Linked DNA regions of Mus musculus: region 1 is linked to region 2. The links are chromatin contacts, found by Hi-C or POLR2A ChIA-PET in ENCODE. All regions are on one chromosome and are shown on one strand. Each heading gives the region's core, a stretch centred on a gene start or an enhancer-like site at or near the end of the contact. The rest is flanking DNA. Distances are from core to core; before and after follow the strand shown.

Evidence for each region. A loop is a pair of places that touch in the nucleus more often than their neighbours do. ChIA-PET counts read pairs that join two places held with the same protein, here RNA polymerase II (POLR2A).
Region 1: a loop to region 2 is called in a map of heart, with 2.4 times the contacts of the local background. The contact joins the promoter of Cnpy3 here to the promoter of Pex6 in region 2. A Hi-C loop is called at or near these places in 2 of 37 maps with a recorded cell type or tissue (heart and regulatory T cell). POLR2A ChIA-PET finds 5 or more read pairs at or near these places in 3 of 5 experiments (Patski and embryonic stem cell).

The regions. Positions count from the first base shown.
Region 1 is chr17:46,750,212-46,754,058 of GRCm38, forward strand. Cnpy3 (canopy FGF signaling regulator 3) reads right to left here and starts at 2,003. Exons shown (of 6, transcript NM_028065.4): 1 at 1,762-2,003. The coding sequence starts at 1,912.
Region 2 is chr17:46,709,955-46,714,100 of GRCm38, forward strand. It overlaps Pex6 (peroxisomal biogenesis factor 6), which reads left to right and starts at 1,522. Exons shown (of 17, transcript NM_145488.2): 1 at 1,522-2,430; 2 at 3,954-4,117. The coding sequence starts at 1,546.

The DNA.
Region 1 (3,847 bases), core at 753-3,252, 41 kb after region 2:
TCTCGAAAAACCAAAAGAAAAAAGAAAAGGAGAAAGATGGGGGCTGGGGCAATGGCTCAGCTTTGAGAGTCCTGGCTGTTCTTCCAGAGGTCCCGAGTTCAATTCCCAACACCCACTTGGTGGCTCACAACCACCTGTAATGAGATCTGATGCTCTCATCTGTCTGATGCCCTCTTCCATCATGAGGCACTTATGCAAATAGAGCACTCGTATACAAAAATACATAAATAAAAACCTTACAAAACTTTAAAAGAAGCCGGGCAGTGGTGGCGCACGCCTTTAATCCCAGCACTTGGAAAGCAGAGGCAGGCAGATTTCTGAGATTGAGGCCAGCCTGGTCTGCAATGCAAGTTCCAGGATTGCCAGGGCTACACAGAGAAACCTTGTCTTGAAAGAGTAAAAGAAAAGAAAAGAAACAAAACAAAGAAAACAAAAGCCCAGGACTGGTGGGGAGGTAAGGGACCATCCTAGAACAGGTGAGACCTTTTAACAGGTATCTTCCAGTGAACTCACATTAACTCTAGGGAGTCTCACTTAAAAACAAAAAGTCCTATGTAGTTACAGTGTGTGTGTGCACACACGTGTGTGGATATGTGGATATGCACATGGAGGCCAGAGTTCCTTTCTGATACTGTTCTTCATCTTTTGTTTTTCAGACAAGGTTTCTCACTTGAACCTGGAGCGTGATCATTTGGTTGGACTGGCTGGTCTCCTGTGCATCTCTTTAGGTGCGGAGGTGCGGGGATCAGGGGTGCACAAACATTGCAGCGTCTGGCTTTTTATATCTGTCTTGGGGATCTGAACTCAGATCCTCTGGCAATCACTCTACCCACTGAGCCGAGTCCCCTGCCCCCATTCGCCACACATTTAACAGCTCAAATGGGAGGATTAATGTGTCCCAAACCACCAGCCCAGCATCCAGTGCTTAGGGAACATCTGGCCTGTGTACATCTGCTTGGTGCATAAAATGGATATCCAGAATACTCGGGGGAGGGGGGCCTTCGAGGACTTAGAAAGAAGGTCGATGGCTGCAAAGGTCTGAGAGGAAACTGAGCAATGATGAGCAGGGCAAAAGAGAGGTCTCAGTTCCTTGTCCTTCGATTTTTAAAATCTACCTCCTTCACTTCAGTCTCCTCTGCGCTCGATGCTTTCAAAAAAGTGACCTCTTGATCCTTTGAGTGTGAGTCTCTTCTCTCCACATACACTCACCGCCCCTCCATATAATCCTATGTAAAGCCCCCCCCCTTTTTTTTTTTGGTCTGCCAATAAATATTTGCAACTCAGTACCTGTTCTCAAGAAGCCAAAACCATACACAAATTAGGTTGTAGTGAAAGCACCACGGGAAAATTTTCAGGTTCCCTTTTCTACGTCATATGGACCTTTTCAGTTCCTCAAATTCGCCCTCTGGCTTCTAGGCCGGCAGGGCCTCCTCATCTGCCTCTGTTTCTGTGGTTTCTGCGGAGTGAGTTCCTCTGCACGCCATGCTTTCCCTGGCCAACTCTTCATTTCGCAGCAGGCTTCCTGTATGAAGCCTTCCCTCCACCCCCACCTCTAGTCTTGATGAGCAACTACCCCCGGATTCGCCCAAAAGCAGGGATCTCCAGGTTATCCGAGAGTCACAGCACCCAGCATTGCCGCAAAGCACACAGCAGGGCCAAGGAGACCCCAGCCCAGGTCCTGCCAGGCCCAGACCCTTCCCACAGGCCCCGCCCCCTCCCGCCCCTCGGGCTTGGCTACGCCCCGCGGCCCCGCCCCCTCACCTTCGCATTTGCTGGGCAATCGCACCCAGTCGGTCTCCTCAGCCCCGGCGGGACTCGGGCCTAGCTTCGGGGCAGGAAGGAGCAGCAGCGGAAGCAGCAGCAGCAAAGGAAATAAGAGGCAGCGGGGCGCGAGCTCAGACATGGACTCCATGGCCCAGCCGGACCCAGAGCAGAGCGGACCCGGCGGCGCTTCCTCCGGCAGCGCGCGCGGAGCAGCTTCCCCCGGCCGCTTCCGGGACTGCGCACGTGCCTCTGGGTAACCACGGCAACGGCGAGCTCCGGCCCGCCCCACGCCCGGTAGCCTCTAGCGGCTTGCGAAACCGACCAAGGCCCGCGGGCGACGCAACCAATGGGTTCGCTCGGCGTCTGCTTTATAGCCAATGAGAGGAACTATCTTTTTTTTTTCCCATCTCAGCCAATCAGAGAGCGGATGGTGGCTTTGGCGCCCTATAGCGATATCACTGCCAGCTAAAGGAGGCTCAGTAGCTGGAGCATCAGTTCCTAGCGGGTGAACCTTCATCATACCTTGGATGAACCAGCCTTGGGCATTCTAGCCCTGGATAACGGACTATCTTTCATGGTTTTGTTTCTTGTTTTCTGTCTTTTGTTCTTCGAGACAGGGTTTCTTTGTATCCTTGGCTGTCCTGGAATTTACTGCGTGGACCAGGCCGGCCTCGAATTCAGAAATCCAGCTGCCTCTAAGTGCACCTCCACACCGGGCCTCGTGGTCCTCTCCCCGCACCCCCACCCCCATTAAGGTGTTAATAAAAAAGTCTTTATATATTTATTTTGGGTTGGAAGACGACTGGAATCAGTTGCCTCCTTCCACCATGTTGGTTCTGGACCTCAAACTTGGATCCTTAAGGCTTAATGGTGGCCCTCTTTAGTCACTAACCTAACTCATCAACCCTAACCATGGCTTTCTTTATAAAGTTGCAAGCACTCACTAGACACCGGCTTTTAAGGCTTATTATTGCAGCCACTCACTCGAATAGATACTTAGGGCCTCACAACAGCCCAGATATCCAGTAATTGCGTTTCTCCTTATGAAAACTAGATTAATAAACAGATAAGAGTGATCCTCTTAGCCGGGCATGGTCACACGACTTTAATCCCAGCACTCGGGAGGCAGAGGCAGGCAGATTTCTGAGTTCGAGGCCAGCCTGGTCTACAAAGTGAGTTCCAGGACAGCCAGGGCTGCACAGAGAAACTCTGTCTCGAAAAACAAACAAAGAGTGATCCTCCTACATCTCGAGGTTTGCCTGTTGGGAAGCTCAAATCAATAATTCATGAATTAATGGAATTAAAAAAGAAATCCCTAGTTTTAGGGATGTTGCTCACTGGGAGATCTTTGCCTAGCACTTGACTACCATGTGCAAATCCCTGGTGATCCATCTCCAGGCTGGCATAAACCTGTCATTGGCTATATAGTGAGGGGGAGGGAGATATAGCCTGAGCTACTTGAGGCCATATCTACAAAACAAAACAAAACCACCTTGAAGTATGTGGGACAGATGGATAAACATCCCAGCATTTTTTGTATGGTATTCCAATCTCTTTTGTTATTTGTTTGGATTCTGAGCTCCTAAAAGGCAGGAACCTGGCATTGGACATTTACACTTCTCTCCTGCCTCTGCAGCATCAGGGGACTTGAGCTAAGAGATCCTTGCTGAGGGCTCCCTGGCTGAACACAGACCTTCCTTAGCTACAGAGGGGCTGCCTCGTGTGCATGAGGTTCTGGACTCAATCTGGCAGGAGATAAAAAGTGGGCAATATCAGTCAGGTGGGATGGTGCGGCTCCATCACACCAGAGAAGGTGAAGGCAGAAAGAAAGACCATAGCTTTTGGGAGAAGCAGAAGGATGAAGAGTTCAAGGCCAGCCTTGGTCCTAGGGGGACTCTCTGACTCCTCAGGTTTCCTTTAAACTGCCTTGAGCTCAACTCTGGGAAGCTGTTAGCAACTGCAGCGTTGTCCAGAAAGCTCCGTTTCCATTGAGTTTCTTTCCAGGTCTGGGTGGATTTGCTGCCCTTACGAAGACTTCCATGCCCAGCCTGTCCTTTGTAGTCAGTGGTGTCTAGTTTAAAGC
Region 2 (4,146 bases), core at 272-2,771:
GTAGTCAATACTCAAACTTTCTGATATCTGATGTCCAAATTGTTCCAGAATGTATACTATACAAAATAGAAGACTATCTCAAAAGGTTCGACTGTAAAGGAGACAGTCTGACAGTAACTGGAAAAAAAATACAAGGTCCAGAAAAGGGGAATAGCCACAATCCAATATATTGATTAAATGTATTTCACAAAAACCTGTATCTGTTAATTACAAAGGAGACTTCTGGAGGGGGGCAGTTGGAGAGATGGCTCAGCTGTTAAGAGCACTAACTGCTCTACCAGCAGGCCCAGGTTTTATTCCCAGTACCCACCTGTCACTCACAAGTGTCTATAACTCCAGTTCCAGGGGATCTGACACCCTCACATAGACATACGTACAGACAAAACAGCAGTGCACGTACAAATTTTAAATAAATAAATCATAAAAAAGAAAGAGTAAAGACAAAGACGAAATCTAAGTAACTAAGGCTATTGGCTCAGTTCCCATCACAGAAGCCTTCAACCCTTTCCTTCTCTGTCGCCTTCTCTCCTATAGCTCTCCTAGAATTAGGTAAACTGTTCAAGCTTCAAGTTAGATCGGAGTAGGACAGAGAACGTGAAGGACCCAAGGCACTGGAACATGAGCTTTAAGGAGGGTGTGTTGGGAGAAGTGTGGCAACACCAAGCAACAGGGCTACATGAATCCCATGCATTAATTCAGCCAGCAGCCGCTGCATAAATAGATTGGCATAAGCATGGCTGGGGCAGTTTTATCCCACCATCCCCCTTACAACGTTCCCGGTAACCCTCAAGACGCTGTGCCTACAGCTGAGCAGGACAAACTAAGACATCCTCAGGAAAATGGACTTTTTCCACTTTTCTTTGTTTTTAAAGATTTATTTATTTTATGTAAGTCCGTACACTGTAGCTGTCTTCAGACACCCCAGAAGAGGGCATCAGATCTCATTACGGATGGTTGTGAGCCGCTATGTGGTTCCTAGGATTTGAACTCAGAACCTTTGGAAGAGCAGTCGGTGCTCTTAACCACTAAGCCATCTCCCCAAACCCCATCCTTCTTTTCACACCAATTATTCTTTTTTGTTTGTTTGTTTTGTTTTGTTTTTCGAGACAGGGTTTCTCTGTGTAGTACTGGCTGTCCTGGAACTCACTCTGTAGACAGGCTGGCCTTAAACTCAGAAATCCACCTGCCTCTGCCTCCCAAGTGCTGGGATTAAAGGCGTGCGCCACCACCGCCTGGCCCACACCGATTACTCTTGGTCAGTTAAATACTGAGTTCAAGTTATGGGGCATGAAGGTCGAGAGGACGCTACTTGCCCTACAGAATTGTAAAAATGCTCCTCCACTGAGTTTCAAAGGGCGCGTGCGTCGACAACAACGGAGGCGGTCGTCAAGCCAGGCTCCCCCCCACCCCTGTGCATCTTCTCAGGGGCCGACTTGGCCATCGGCACCCCGCCCACTTTCCTACCGGAAGCGGAAACGCCTCTCTTGCCCCGGACTTTTTCCGCCCCCTATTTCCGGAAGTGGAGTGGTTTCCTTCTCCTTCGCCATGGCGTTGGCTGTCCTGCGCGTCCTGGACCCCTTCCCGACGGAGACACCACCGTTGGCGGTGCTGTTGCCTCCCGGGGGCCCGTGGCCAGCGACGGGGCTGGGGCTGGTGCTGGCACTGCGGCCGGCGAGCGAGAGTCCCGCGAAGCCCGCGCTGCTCGTGGCGGCCGTGGAAGGGTCCGGCGCCCAGGGCGAGCAGCGCGGGCCGGGGCCTCCGCCGCTGCTGGTGAGCCGCGCGCTGCTGCGGGTCCTAGCGCTGGGGCCCGGGGCGCGAGTACGAGCGCGGCTTGTGCGGCGTCCCCCGGCCCTGGGCTGGGCGTTGCTTGCCACGGCTCCGGGACCCGGGCTAGGGCCTCGAGTCGGGCCGCTGTTGGTGCGCCGCGGGGAGACCCTCCCCGTGCCCGGATCGCGAGTGTTGGAGACGCGACCGGCCCTGCAGGGGTTGCTGGGCCCGGGGACACGGCTGGCCGTGACTGAGCTCCGCGGGCGGGCCAAACTGGGCCAGGAGAGTCGGGATCACAGCCATCCCCCGCCCCCGCCCGTAGTGTCGTCCTTTGCAGCTTCCCACTCGGTCCGGCGACTCCGAGGGGTTCTGGGAGGGACTGGAGATGCGCTGGGTGTGAGCCGGAGCTGTCTCCGGAGTCTCGGACTCTTCCAGGGCGAATGGGTCTGGGTGGCCCAGGTCGCAGAGTTACCCAACTCCTCGCAGCCGCGCTTGGCTCAAGTCCAGGTTCTAGAACCGCGCTGGGAGCTGTCTGAGAGACTGGGACCCAACTCCGGGCAGCAGCCGGGAGAGCCACTCGCTGACGGACTGGTGTTTCTGCCCGCCACTCTGGCTTTTAATCTCGGCTGTGACCCCCTGGAAGTGGGAGAGCTCAGAATTCAGGTCAGGAATGCTTCCTTTAACTTTTGCTCTCTTCCCTGTCTTTACTGAGTTGGAAGGCTAAATCTGTAGAATTCAGGTCCCCTGTGCCTTACAATTAGACCTTTCACTTAAGGTCTCTTAGTCTTGTATACTCATTTTCTCTTATCAAACTGTCTTTCACGTGTTCAGGTGAAACATGAGGTTCCCTGCCAAGTACCAGCTCTGCGTACCCCTAGTCTGTAACTGCGTTGCTACGTTAGAATGCTATCCTGGTACCTCTTGCTTTTTCCTTGACTGACTTCTTGTTCTAACTTTATCTGATAAAGCAACTGTCATTTCCGACCTAAACGTGACACTCGCATAAATCCTTTCATGATTTTATAACCACAACCTTAACATCATTTCTTCCTCTTGTAGCCTTTTGAGCCTTGTTAGGGTATATATCTTATTTATATGATTACACACACACTGTCTAGGCCTCAGTCATATATTGTACATAACTTGATATGTCTTATTAAATACATTTAAGAGAAGTTCTTGAAGTGTTTGATTTCTGCCTTTTAAAAATACAATTGTGCTTGGGAGAGGCGGGGTCTACAGTTTAGTTTCTAAGCATAGAAGTATATGATTTAGGCTGGTGCTGGCTTGAAAGGAAGCCAGTAGCCACGTAAAATTAACTAGTTAACACCAGATCTGAAGTTGATTTAACCTCTCTCGGGTGCCCAATGGCCATAGGTAGAAACAAAGACAGTCCATCAGAGTTAGTTGAGTGACTAGTTAACACTGAGATGGACCTAGTGTGTGGCCCAGCACCCAGAGCAGACAGACCAACCCTGTCCACTAAGATGTCCAGATGAGAGTGGTCTCCTTCTAACAGAAGTACAGTGGAGGACAGTCAGCTGACCAGCCCGTTAGTGGTGTCAGGACATATCTGAAGCTGGCTGTGGTGGCTCCTGTCTGTAGTTTTTGAGAAGCTGATGCACGAAAATCAGTGGGTTGAAGGTCAGCCTGAGCTCTGGACTGAGACAACAAAACTATATAGCCTTTTCCCACAGCCAGAGCCATGTCTTCACCAGAGACCACTTGGTGTCAACTCAGTAGCTACCTGCTGTCCTTCAGAGAACCTGTAGAGGCAGGGTGTGGTGCTACATGCCTGTAATCCCAACACTTGGGTGGGGGAGACAGGAGGATTTGGGACTCGAGTATTCCCATCAACATAGCTGCCAATCTGGGCTACATGAAACTGTCTCAGTAGGAAAACAGAAATCAGAGAAGTACATTTCTTAGTACCTCACTGGCTGTGGGATGACAAGGATCAAAGCCAGAAAGCCGTCTTTACAGGCGGCTCTGGAACCAGAGTCAAGAGTTGGTTCACATTAGGAGGGCTTTTGGTTTCCTAAGGGTAGCAGAGCTCTGCAGTTTGGCCGTCCTGGGTCACCAGCCTTGCTAAGGGAAAGACAAAAGGTGGATGTGGGTACTGGCTGCTACGAGTGTAAAACCTGACTGCTTGGAGGTTGTAAGCTGGCAACTGTTTTCTCCATTAGAGGTATTTGGAAGGCTCCATCGCCCCAGAGAACAAAGGAAGCTGTTCACCACTGCCCGGGCCTCCGTTTGCTCGAGAGTTACACATTGAGATTCTGTCCTCGCCTCACTACAGTGCTAATGGAAATTATGACCATGTCCTGTACCGGCACTTTCAGACACCCAGGTCAGCCGAACGGAAGAAAACACCTCACC